2 separate regions of the Homo sapiens genome follow, and region 2 is linked to region 1. A link is an interaction called in ENCODE POLR2A ChIA-PET data of the cell type or tissue named here. Cell type or tissue: MCF 10A. All regions are shown on one strand. Each heading gives the region's core, and the rest is flanking DNA. Links, peaks and the distances in the headings are about the cores only. Region 1 has its middle 110 kb from the start of LINC00581. Region 2 overlaps LINC00581 (long intergenic non-protein coding RNA 581).

Evidence for each region. ChIA-PET counts read pairs that join two places held together with the same protein. Peaks named below come from ENCODE experiments on the same cell type or tissue, not always from the same donor. Only the 100,000 strongest peaks of a DNase experiment are listed, where the experiment ranks them.
Region 2: POLR2A ChIA-PET joins it to region 1 with 6 read pairs; 2 of 35 experiments call an interaction of 5 or more read pairs at or near these places.

What each region holds. Positions count from the first base shown.
Region 1 is chr6:21,399,646-21,405,022 of GRCh38, reverse strand. No RefSeq gene overlaps it. Among named protein-coding and RNA genes, the nearest start is that of LINC00581, 110 kb to the left of the region's middle. In MCF 10A, for the core only: no CTCF peak of the experiment used is centred there; a DNase peak (open chromatin) is centred at 2,422.
Region 2 is chr6:21,487,976-21,493,352 of GRCh38, reverse strand. It overlaps LINC00581 (long intergenic non-protein coding RNA 581), which reads left to right. Exons shown (of 4, transcript NR_103790.1): 3 at 3,055-3,145. Among named protein-coding and RNA genes, the nearest start is that of LINC00581, 21 kb to the left of the region's middle. In MCF 10A, for the core only: no CTCF peak of the experiment used is centred there; no DNase peak of the experiment used is centred there.

The DNA.
Region 1 (5,377 bases), core at 264-5,263:
TCTTAATCTAATGTCTGAACTTTGAGAGTCAATATTTTTCACTTTTAACAAACTAGACATTAAAAAGGTCCAAATTTAGAACTTGAGTCACTAAAAATGCTCAAATATTGACAGATAAAAAAGGCCTCAAGAAATCATGCTATAAACTCATCTCCTAGGTGAGGAGTAATTGTGTTAAAATATTATGAGTGCATTGATTACATCTCCCTTCCCTCCTAGGCAAACTGTGAGAGGTGCCTTCTCCCTCACTTCCTCTTTTCTCTAGTGGCTCCTGCCCTGGGCCGATACCAGCTAGGAGTGCACCAGTGGTAGCCTCCTAAGAAAGAAAAAGAGGGCCAGGCACAGTGGCTCACGCCTGTAATCCCAACACTTTGGGAGGCTGAGGTGGGGGGATCACTTGAGGTCAGGAGTTTGAGACCAGCCTGGCCAATATGGTGAAACCCAGTCTCTACTAAAAATACAAAAATTAGCCGGGCGTGGTGGCGCATGCCTGTAGTCCCAGCTACTCAGGAGGCTGAGCCAGGAGAATCACTTGAACCCGGCAGGCGGAGGTTGCGGTGAGCCGAGATTGCACCACTGCACTCCAGCCTCGGCGACAGAGCAAGACTCTATCTCAAAGAAAAAAAAAAAAAAAGAAAAGAAAAGAAAAGAAAAAGAGAAGGAAGTGGAGTTCCACCCCAGAGTCTAGAAAGAACACTCTTCACTCCTCTCCATTTCCCCTAAGCAATTGCACAAATACTGTGTGCTTGGTTGCTCCAAAGGGACAAACTAGGGGAGTGGGAACAAGAGAGAAACAGAACACTAAACGCTAAGCAGATGAAATAAAGCTTCACTGGGAACTAGAAGCCTTGTCCTGGACAAGGTCTGCCTTCAGGATTGGCTCGTGTAGGATGACCCCCAACACTGTCTCCTCTCAGACTCCTCATCAGTCTTTGCCCAGACCCCAGCAGCAGCTGGAACAGGAGGGACTCCCTCTCACTCAGCCCATCGGGTGGATCAGGTGGACTGGTAATGCCCGGTGGGCAATAGGTTCCTATCATCCCATATTGAAGTTTTGGACGTATTTCCCCCAAAGGAAGATGCTACATAGGAAAGGTAGGTTTGTTGTGTTTCTGAAACTGGACTGTACTTAAAAGATACATAGAGTCTAGAAATGGAAACCCACGGAGTCAAATCCACTGTCCCCAACCACACAGCACGTTAGATGCAGATCTAGAATCAGAATTCAGTCTCTCAGCTCCCAAATCAGTGCTCCTTTGTGATTACCCCATTATGAGAGAACTAGGTTTTTTTTTTTTTTTCCTGATGGAATCTGAGGCCCTAAACACCTCTGCTTACATAATTTATAGGAGAGGAAACGACACATGGAATTTCAAATGAACAACTCTGCTAACGTTAATACGGGACATCCCGTACTGAACTATCAGCTTCCTTTGTCCTCCTTTTCCCCTAAATGCCTCTAGCATGTCTTCTTCGTATTGAACAAACATCAGTTCTGCCGATGTCATGGATTTTGTCAATATGAACTGAAAATGTGCTGGCCTTTTTTATCATCACTAACAGCTTTCTTAATTAACCTACTGATAGAGTCAACAGCACAGTTCACTGTTCACTGTTTGCTCTCCAGCCACTGCAGAGTCAAGATGCTCTTTGAGAACACTTACCCAAGGTTGTTTTGTTTTCCAGAAGGGAAAAAAATTCACCACTGCAATGAATTTGACTTAATTGCTAAAATTTCCTTCTGATTGTTTTGCCCCAAGTAACAGCTCTTCCTTAACTAATAACTTTAATTATAGCAACCACTAGTTATAAAAGTGTACCTTTTCTCTTGGCTTGTTCTCTAATTACAAAACCAGAGATCAGCAAGTCACTTTCTTAGGTTTGCATCTGATGGGATGTAGGGTCCTGGAACTACCAGGTATATATTCCGGCTAGGTTCTGTCTCTATGATATCCCAGACATACAAGATGAACAAGAAGCAAAAAGAGGATCCTGATCCGCAGAGAACTCAACTTTAGAGAAAAGTTAAAGATGCTGTGTTCCAGCTTTAAGATGAAATGTAGATTCCCTATGAAAACTCAAATCCTTCATTTCAAAAGTTAAACAGGATAGTGCAGCTACTGTAAAAAAGAAAAGAAAAAAAGAAAAAAAGCCCAGCTGTTTAAATTTAAGGCATCAAAAAACATCCAATTCAGGCCTATTCTCTGGCGTGTACTCACAACATTTCATGTGATTAAGAAGAAAAAAAAATTTTCCTGCACTTCAGCCTCCTATTTTTTTTTTTTTATGGGGTAGACAACAGTTAAAGACCATGTTGGGCTCAGTAATAGTGAGAAACTCCTTAAATGACTGATTTCAGCTGCGTTATTGCCAGGTAAAGATGGTCTCGTGTTTGATGACACATATTCAGAGGATGATTGTGCAAGCCACGGAGATGTTTTTCTGGGTTGTTTTGCGGCCTCATGCATCAGCCCAGTCTGCTCTCCCCACACTGCATTGCAAAGCTGCCCTTTCTCTTTTTTGAAAATCACTCAGCCTCCACCCACACTTTTTTGATGCCTCAGGATGGACACTCTCACCCCCAGGACTCTGGGCAGCCTGTGGTTGGCCCTCACTTTTATATCCAAGAGGAGAGAAAGCAGGAAGGGCCCTCACAGCATATGGCCACCATATGTGGCCAGGTGGCTGCTGGGTGGGTGGTGGTGGTGGTGACCACCACCCATCCTTTCTGTCATGGAGATGGACTCCCCCTACCCACATACTGCACCAATTTCCCACAGACTCAGCTGAAAACTTGGACCCTGGCAGATGATTTCCAATCAGTGACTGCCTCCGCTTAATGGGTTGCTGACTGACACAAGTTTTGCTTCTCAGAGTGAGATATCCTCATCCTTCCTTTCGTCTTCTCCTTTTGTTATAGGAAAGGGGTCTGGATCCAGACCCCAAGAGAGGGTTCTTGGATCTCATGCAAGAAAGCATTCAGGGCAAGTCCATAGAGTAAAGTGAAAGCAAGTTTATTAAGAAAGTAAAGGAATAAAAGGATGGCTACTCCGTAGACAGAGCATCCCCACTTGCTGCTGGTTGCCCATTTTTATGGCTATTTCTTGATGATATGCTAAGCAAGGAGTGGATTATTCATACCTCCCCTTTTTAGACCATACAGGGTAACTTCCTGTTGATGCCATGGCATTTGTAAACTGTCATGGTGCTGGCGGGAGTGTTGCAGTGAGGACAGCCAGAGGTCAGTCTCATTGCCATCTTGGTTTTGGTGGGATTTGGCCAGCTTCTTTACTGCAATCTATTTTATCAGCAAGGTCTTTATGACTGGTATCTTGTGCTAACCTCATATTTTATCCTGTGACAGAATGCCTTACCCATCTGGGAATGCAGCCCAGTATGTAGGTCTCAGCCTCATTTCGCCCAGCTCCTATTCAAGATGGAGTTGCTCTGGTTCAAAGGCCTCTGACACTTTTTCTTACTGTTGCTAATTAGGATTGTTTTACCTTTTGTTTTTAAATGAAAGAAGGTCACCATTTAAAATGTGCCAATCACTTTTCTATCCTAGAGATAGCAAGTCTTCCTGGAGGTGTCCGTTGCTCTGGGAAGAGTCATTTTAATGTAAAGTAAATGAGTAAGTCCACAAACTACTCAACTGATGGATTGGAGTGGGCTGAATGGGTTCTGTCGGCAGGAAAAGACCCTAAGTGTTCCTGAAAGGGGAACTCACCATGATGTCCAGGAGGGTATGTAGAAGTGTAATCCAACTCTACAACAGCGGAATGGCACAGAGGTGGTTTGGGTGCAGGGCGTGGCTGGGCCTGCAAAGTCCTCTAGGCCCAGGCATTGACAAGTTGTTGGAGGAAATGGCCCAGCAAAGAAATGCAACCCAAGGGTTGTGAGCCTTCAGAGCCAATCACATCCTCCCCTGAAGAACCACTCAGTGCAAAGATCCAAGCCGGCAGTGGCATCGTCACAGGAGAGGAGGCTGCACTGAACTGTCACCGTGTGGGTCTGCAGTGAGGCTGTGACAAGGGTGAAAGCACCTCCTACCTAGCAGACTGGTCATAGATATCCGTTTTCTCTCCAAAAGGTGTTTATTACTAGAACTGAGTAATCTGGGCAATTTAGAAAGAGGGATTGGATACTCTGACAATCTCTGGAAGCTCAAGTCAGGTTTAATTTGAAAAACGAAAGGATGTGGCTTTATTTGCAGCCAGGGTGGGACCCCACAAGAGACCACAGAATTCATTCAGTTCTCATTTTGCAAAGAAAAACTAATCGAGTCCAGATTAATCTCCTGCCGTCACAAAGCAAGTGGTGGGTTGAATTTGTATGGAAGGACACAGACAGGACTGCTAACCTAGTGTCTTTTCTATTGTCAAAACTTGTAACTCCTCCTAAATGTAATGCTTTTTTTTTTTTTAAATTTTAAATTGTCTGAGATTTAGGAGATTTCAGTTGTCTGAGATTTTGCTCCTGCTTTGGAATTTAGAGACTAAGCCTGAATTTCCAGTTTCACACTTAGGGACATACGTTGTTAGGTTTCTTCTAGTCTCCACTTCTGGGAGAGCCTAGAGGTTTCTTGGTGAGATAACTATAGACCTGAATCTCTGTTTTTGACCCTAAGCCTGGACCTTTCTCCTGAACTCTGCTCCTTTACCAATGCTGCCTTTCTACTGGATGATCCACAGGCACTTCAAAATCAACACGGTCAAAACCTAGTGTGTTAGTTTGTCTCTACCCAACCAGCCTCCTCTTCCCAGACAAGATCCTGTTACTCCTCTAGGCTTCTCTGGGGAATGGCACCACCAGCCTTTCTTCTCAGCCATACAGAGCCCTACAGATTCCAGCTCCTAAAAAATTTTTATGATTATTATTATTGAGATAGAGTTTCCCTCTGTCGCCAGGCTGGAGTGCAGTGGCACGATCTTGGCTCACTGCAACTTCTGCCTCCCAGGTTCACGCCATTCTCCTGCTTCAGTCTACTGAGTAGCTGGGACTACAAGTGCCTGCCACCATGCCCAGCTAATTTTTGTATTTTTAGTAGAGACGGGGTTTAGCCACACTGGCCAGGCTGGCCTTGAACTCCTGACCTCAGGTGCTCCGCCCGCCTCGGGCTTTCCGAAGTGCTGGGATTACAGGCGTGAACCACCATGCCTGACCCTAAAAAATTATTTTATCTCCTCTTCTCCATTCCCATTGCTCCTGCAGTACTTGAGGATTTTCTCATCTTCTGCCTGGACTGCATTGTCTCCTAGGTGGTCCCCTGGCTTTTGATCCCATTCCAAATCTTTTTCCTCACTGCCACTGTGATCTTTTGAAAACCTAAATCTGATCATGTTACTGCCTTCTACAGCTCTCTATGCTGTCCAGATAA
Region 2 (5,377 bases), core at 130-5,129, 88 kb before region 1:
TTATGCATACAAAAAGCCAAGGAACACAGTTTGCATCTCCAGCCAGGTCAATGGCCAATGATAAGAGGATGCAGAAGACTCAGTTTCTCAGGAGCACAACCAGAGTCTGGGCAGCACCTCTGATCTTCTGCGGGGTGCTGCGAGAACCATGTGGCCCTCGGGAAAGCATGAGCTGGGTGCCCTTGGCTGAGGATAGTCAAGAATGGCCATAGGCTAGGCGTGATGGCTCATGCCTAGAATCCCAGCACTTTGGGAGGCCAAGGTGGGAGGATCACTCGAGGTCAAAAGTTTGAGACCAGACGGGGCAACATGGTGAAAACCTGTCTGTACTAAAAATACAAAGTTAGCTGGGCGTGGTGGTGGCACCTGTAGTCCCAGCTACTCGGGAGGCTTAAGTGGAAGAATTACTTGAACCTGGGAGGCAGAGGTTGCAGTGAGCTGAGATTGTGCCACTGCACTCCAGTGTGGGTGACAGAGCGAGACTCCATCTCAAAAAAAAATAAAAAAATAAAGCCACAAATGGTCCTCACTTTATTCTTTGTTCAGGCATTCATTGTTCACCCCACGTTCATTGAACACCTGCTATGTGCCGGTCACACACCATTCTAAGTGCTGCAGATACAGGAATGAACAAATAGGATGTCAATCCCTTCCCTTGTGGTGCTTTCATTTTTAAAGGCCAACAGGTAGGCTGGGTGTGATGGCTTATACCTGTAATCCAAGCACTTTGGGAGGCCGAGGCGGGTGGATCACTTGAGGTCAGGAGTTCGAGACCAGCCTGGCCAACATGGTGAAACCTTGTCTCTACTAAAAATACAAAAATTAGCTGGGCGTGGTGGCAGGCACCTGTAATCTCAGCTACTCGGGAGGCTGAGGCAGGAGAATTGCTTGATCCCTGGAGGCAGAGGTTGTAGTGAGCCAATATCGCGCCACTGCACTCCAGCTGGGCAACAGAGTGAGACTCCATCTCAAAAAAAAAAAAAACCCAACAGATAATGATATACACTTTCAAACTACATAGTGTTAAAAAAAACTTTTAGATAGAGTTTGTCTCTCAAATAAATTTAAGAGTTTATTTGAGCAAAGAAGGATTCCTAAGTTAGGCAGCCCTCAGAGCCAGAAGTTCAGACAGCTCAGCCCAGCAGCAGGAGCTGAACTCAGAAGCAGAGCAGAGCAATCACCTGGTTGGCTACAGCTAGGTGTTTGCCTTATTTGGACATGGTGTGATGAGTTGGCTGCTTGTGATTGGCTGAAACTTGGCTATTTGTTACTATATATATATATATAAATATAAAATATATACTATTCACTTATGTTTCAGCTGGTTTACATACTAAGTTGGTTGAGGGGGCGGTTGTTACATAGGAACACAAAGTACGAAGATAGGCTCCGGTAAATGGCCTCCTGTTTATCTTGCTTGAACAATAGTACATAAGACAGTTATGGGTGCTAAGAATAAATGTAAAGCACAGAAGAGGATGGAAAGAGTGTTAGGGGAGGATGGGAGTTATATGTGTAATTTTAGATGGGATGGTCAGGGAAGGTGTCACTTGGGAGGGTGGCAGTTGAATGAAGACTGGAAGATGCCATGGAAAGAGCTCTGCAGAGATGTGCAGAACAGCATTTCAGGCAGGGGGCACAGCATGTGCAAAGACCAGAGGCAGGGGCGTGCTGGCCATGCTGGAGGGACCGTGAGGAGGCCACTGAGGCTGGAATGGGGTCAGAAAGAAGGAGGAGGCATGAGGCCTGAGAGGTGCCAAAAGACCCTATCATGCAGAGACAGCACCATTTTAATCACTGGTTTTTACTAAGATGTGAAAGGATGAGAAGGTGTCTAGCAGAGAAGTAAAATGATCTGATTTGAGCTTCCTTCTTGGAAGGGAGAGATTTTGCCTTTCAATCAGAACTACTCTTTCCCCTGCAAAGAGAGGCTCATTAGGAAAAAGTCATGATGTGGCAAGATCCTTTGCTTTTGGGGAACTTGAATTTTTAGAGCATCTGAACACTTCTCCTACCTTCTCCCTCAGTAGAAAACCACCTGCAATGAAAGTTCCCTGAAGACAGAACAGGTTTTGAATGGTGCTCTATATGGAGTCTTGAATGCTGGGAGGAACGATGTTGACCAAGTCAACCAAAACACGAGGAGAAGCCAGTGGAAACAAAGTCAACAAGCTGCTCTGGGGTTTTGCCTCAATATCACCCTTCCAACTTCAGACCCAAGCAGCACAGAGGGTACCACTAAGAGGATACAGACAATCACTCTTGCTAAGTATTGGACCAAATAGCTGGAGGCCCACACCTGGCATCTGAGGAGACCATGATGAGAAGGAACAAGAGGGCACTTGAATAAGTGCAGTCCAGCCTGAGACTCAAGCTACAAGACTCAAGTTGCGTTTTTTCTTTAAATGTGAATGACATCTCTGGGCCCCCTCTAAATCACCCTATGAGGTCAGGGAAAGCCTCTTGTAAATCAGTGGATTTATTCTTTAGGCCTCTAATCAGGGTTTTCTGTAGAATTTTGCAGGACCCACAGTTTGACCTAGGATTGTCGGCTCCACTGGGCAGGAAAGAGGGGCCGGTGGGGATACCCTGAGTCCTCCCACCCTATTCTTCCTCCATAGTGACTGGCTGCGGTCCAGCAAACTGCAGGAGACCCTCTGTAAAGACCTTTGGACTCTTGCCTTCAAATAGAAGCCCATGACAGTAGGGAATATTTGCATTTTAAAAATTTCTTTTTTAAGGCTGGGCATGGTGGCTCATGCCTGTAATACCAGCACTTTGGAAAGCAGGGGAATCACTTGAGGCCAGGAGTTCATGACCAGCCTGAGCAACATAGAAAAGAGAGAGAGAGAGAGAAAAAAAAAACCCAGCCAAGAAAAAAAATTCATTTTTATTAGAAAAGCAAACCATTTGGGGATGTTGTATGGCTGATACAAAAACAAACAACAAAAAAATTAGACTGTTAGAATTTAACTAATGTCTGTTACCAGAAAGGTTGAAAATTGTCTTTATTGAAGGGGGAGTTGAAGTTTAAAAGGTAACTTTCACCTACAGGTTGAGATTTGCATGCAGAATTTCCAGAATGCTGAATATCAGCACGGATCACTGCAAAGAAGTTGGAACTCATCTCACATGAACTTCTCAGGTGAAAAGGGACTTGACAACTGAGACTTTTCTAATAAGTGACAAAAATTATGTGGGTAATAATTTGACCTTTTTTTGTGTTAAAGTCTCTATTGAAATAGAATGCACAAATTAATGCTCTTAGGAGACCTGCTTAGAGGAAAAACAGAATGGGGATCATGAACCCTATTAACTCACATGCCTCAAGCCTCTAATGAAAAATTCCTGAGCGAAGGGGGATGAGTAGGATTCTCCGACTGTAGGGAAACTTTGTGAAGCTCTCAAGCATGTGGTTTATAAAGTTGCATAACACAGTCCTCAAATGATTTTTTTTTTTTTTTGAGATGGAGTCTCACTCTGTCGCCCAGGCTAGAGTGCAATGGTGCAATCTTGGCTCACTGCAAGCTCCGCCTCCTGGGTTCAAGTGATTCTCCTGCCTCAGCCTCCTGAGTAGCTGGGACTACAGGCACCCGCCACCATGCCCAGCTAAGTTTTGTATTTTTAGTAGAGACGGGGGTTTCACCATGTTGGACAGGATGGTCTCGATCTCTTGACCTAGTGATCCGCCTGCCTTGGCCTCCCAAAGTGCTGGGATTACAGATGTGAGCCACCGTGCCCGGCCTCAACTGATTTTATAACTGAGATTTATGTCTCTAACAAAATAAGATACATAGCAAAAGAATGACTCTGCCAGCCCTTTCTGGAGAGGGAATTATAAGTCCTCGAAAGATATTGTTTATTTTGCCGAGTTATCTATTTTTTTCTGTAAATTCTGCACTCCGCCCCAGATTGGAACTCCAAATCTATTGTTCCATCAAATCAGTTACCCCACAGAATGAAGAATGCGGTACCCACTGTACTTAAAATTCATTGTTATCTGTTAAGAACCCAATTCAATGAGAATCACGGAGATTAAGAGGGTCTAGGTAGTTAAGGTGGAAACAGTGTGTAGAAAAGAGATCCACACACTGATTATTTTCTAATAAAACTGTTCATTCTATCAGAAAGTGGAGGGAATTAAATATAAACAGACACATTTGTTTAAACCCAGCTTCATTACTATTCTATAGGTTGCTTGAAACCTATTCTGACATCAGTTATTAAATAAATTGTGATATTTTCACAGACAGGAAACAGCTGAGCTGAAAGTATCCATATCTGCAGGATTATTCTGTATTTAATTTTAATGTTCAAAGCTTGAGGAAATTATATGGCTATAGAACATAGTCACAGGTTTCATGAGCTAGAAAGGCTAGCCAACAAAATGACTATCTGTCTGAAGTGTAACAGAGTTTTAAAAAATTAAAATAGAAAATAACAATGATGACCACAATTTATTGTGTACCTACTACGTGACTTTGTATGTAGCATACCTGTGCATCTTTACATATCTTTATACATACGGACTTTATGTGGAGTTTATTTCTAATACTTCCAATGATCCTGCAAAGGGGTGTTACTATTCCCATGTTACAGATGAGGAAATGGAAACTTAGGGAAGTTATCCAAGGTTAAATCAAGATTTATCCAAGGTTTAAAAAAGTGTAGAGTCAAGATTCAAACCTGAATCTTTCTGGGCCTGGTGGCTCACTTTGGAGGTCCGAGGCAGACAGATCACTTGAGGTCAGGAGTTTGAGACCAGCCTGGCCAACATAGTGAAACCTCATCTCTACTAAAAATACAAAAATTAGCCATGTGTGGTGGTGCACTCTTGTAATCCCAGCTACTTGGGAGACTGAGGTAGGAGAATCGCTTGAACTCGGGAGATGGAGGTTGCAGTGAGCCGAGATCGTGCCACTGCTTACTAACCTGGGAAACAGAGCGAGACTCTGTCTCAAAAAAAAAAAAAAAGATTCAAACCTAAATCTAGCTCCTAACCCTGGGTACTTTCCACCAATGGACTCTCTCAATAATACAAAAATTAGGTAGATATCAAGTGGAAATTCAAAGACCCTAGTTTTCATAAATAAAATCTCAAATCCACAATTAACAGACATAAATTCATTTCAAATGTATTTGTGTGCATGCATCTTCTAATCAACTTCTAATCAACTTTCTTGATTGAATTCAAATTTAATTGACTTTAAAATAAAAATGGAATCGGTTTTATTTCCTTTGCATTCATGGAGCACCTGCTATGGTTCGGGCACTGCTTCAGACACCAGGCACGTGAAGGCCACGCTGGTTTCAGTGTCTGTCATTAACTCTTTAACAGCTGCAATTGTGGGCACTATAGCAGATTTTCAAATATATT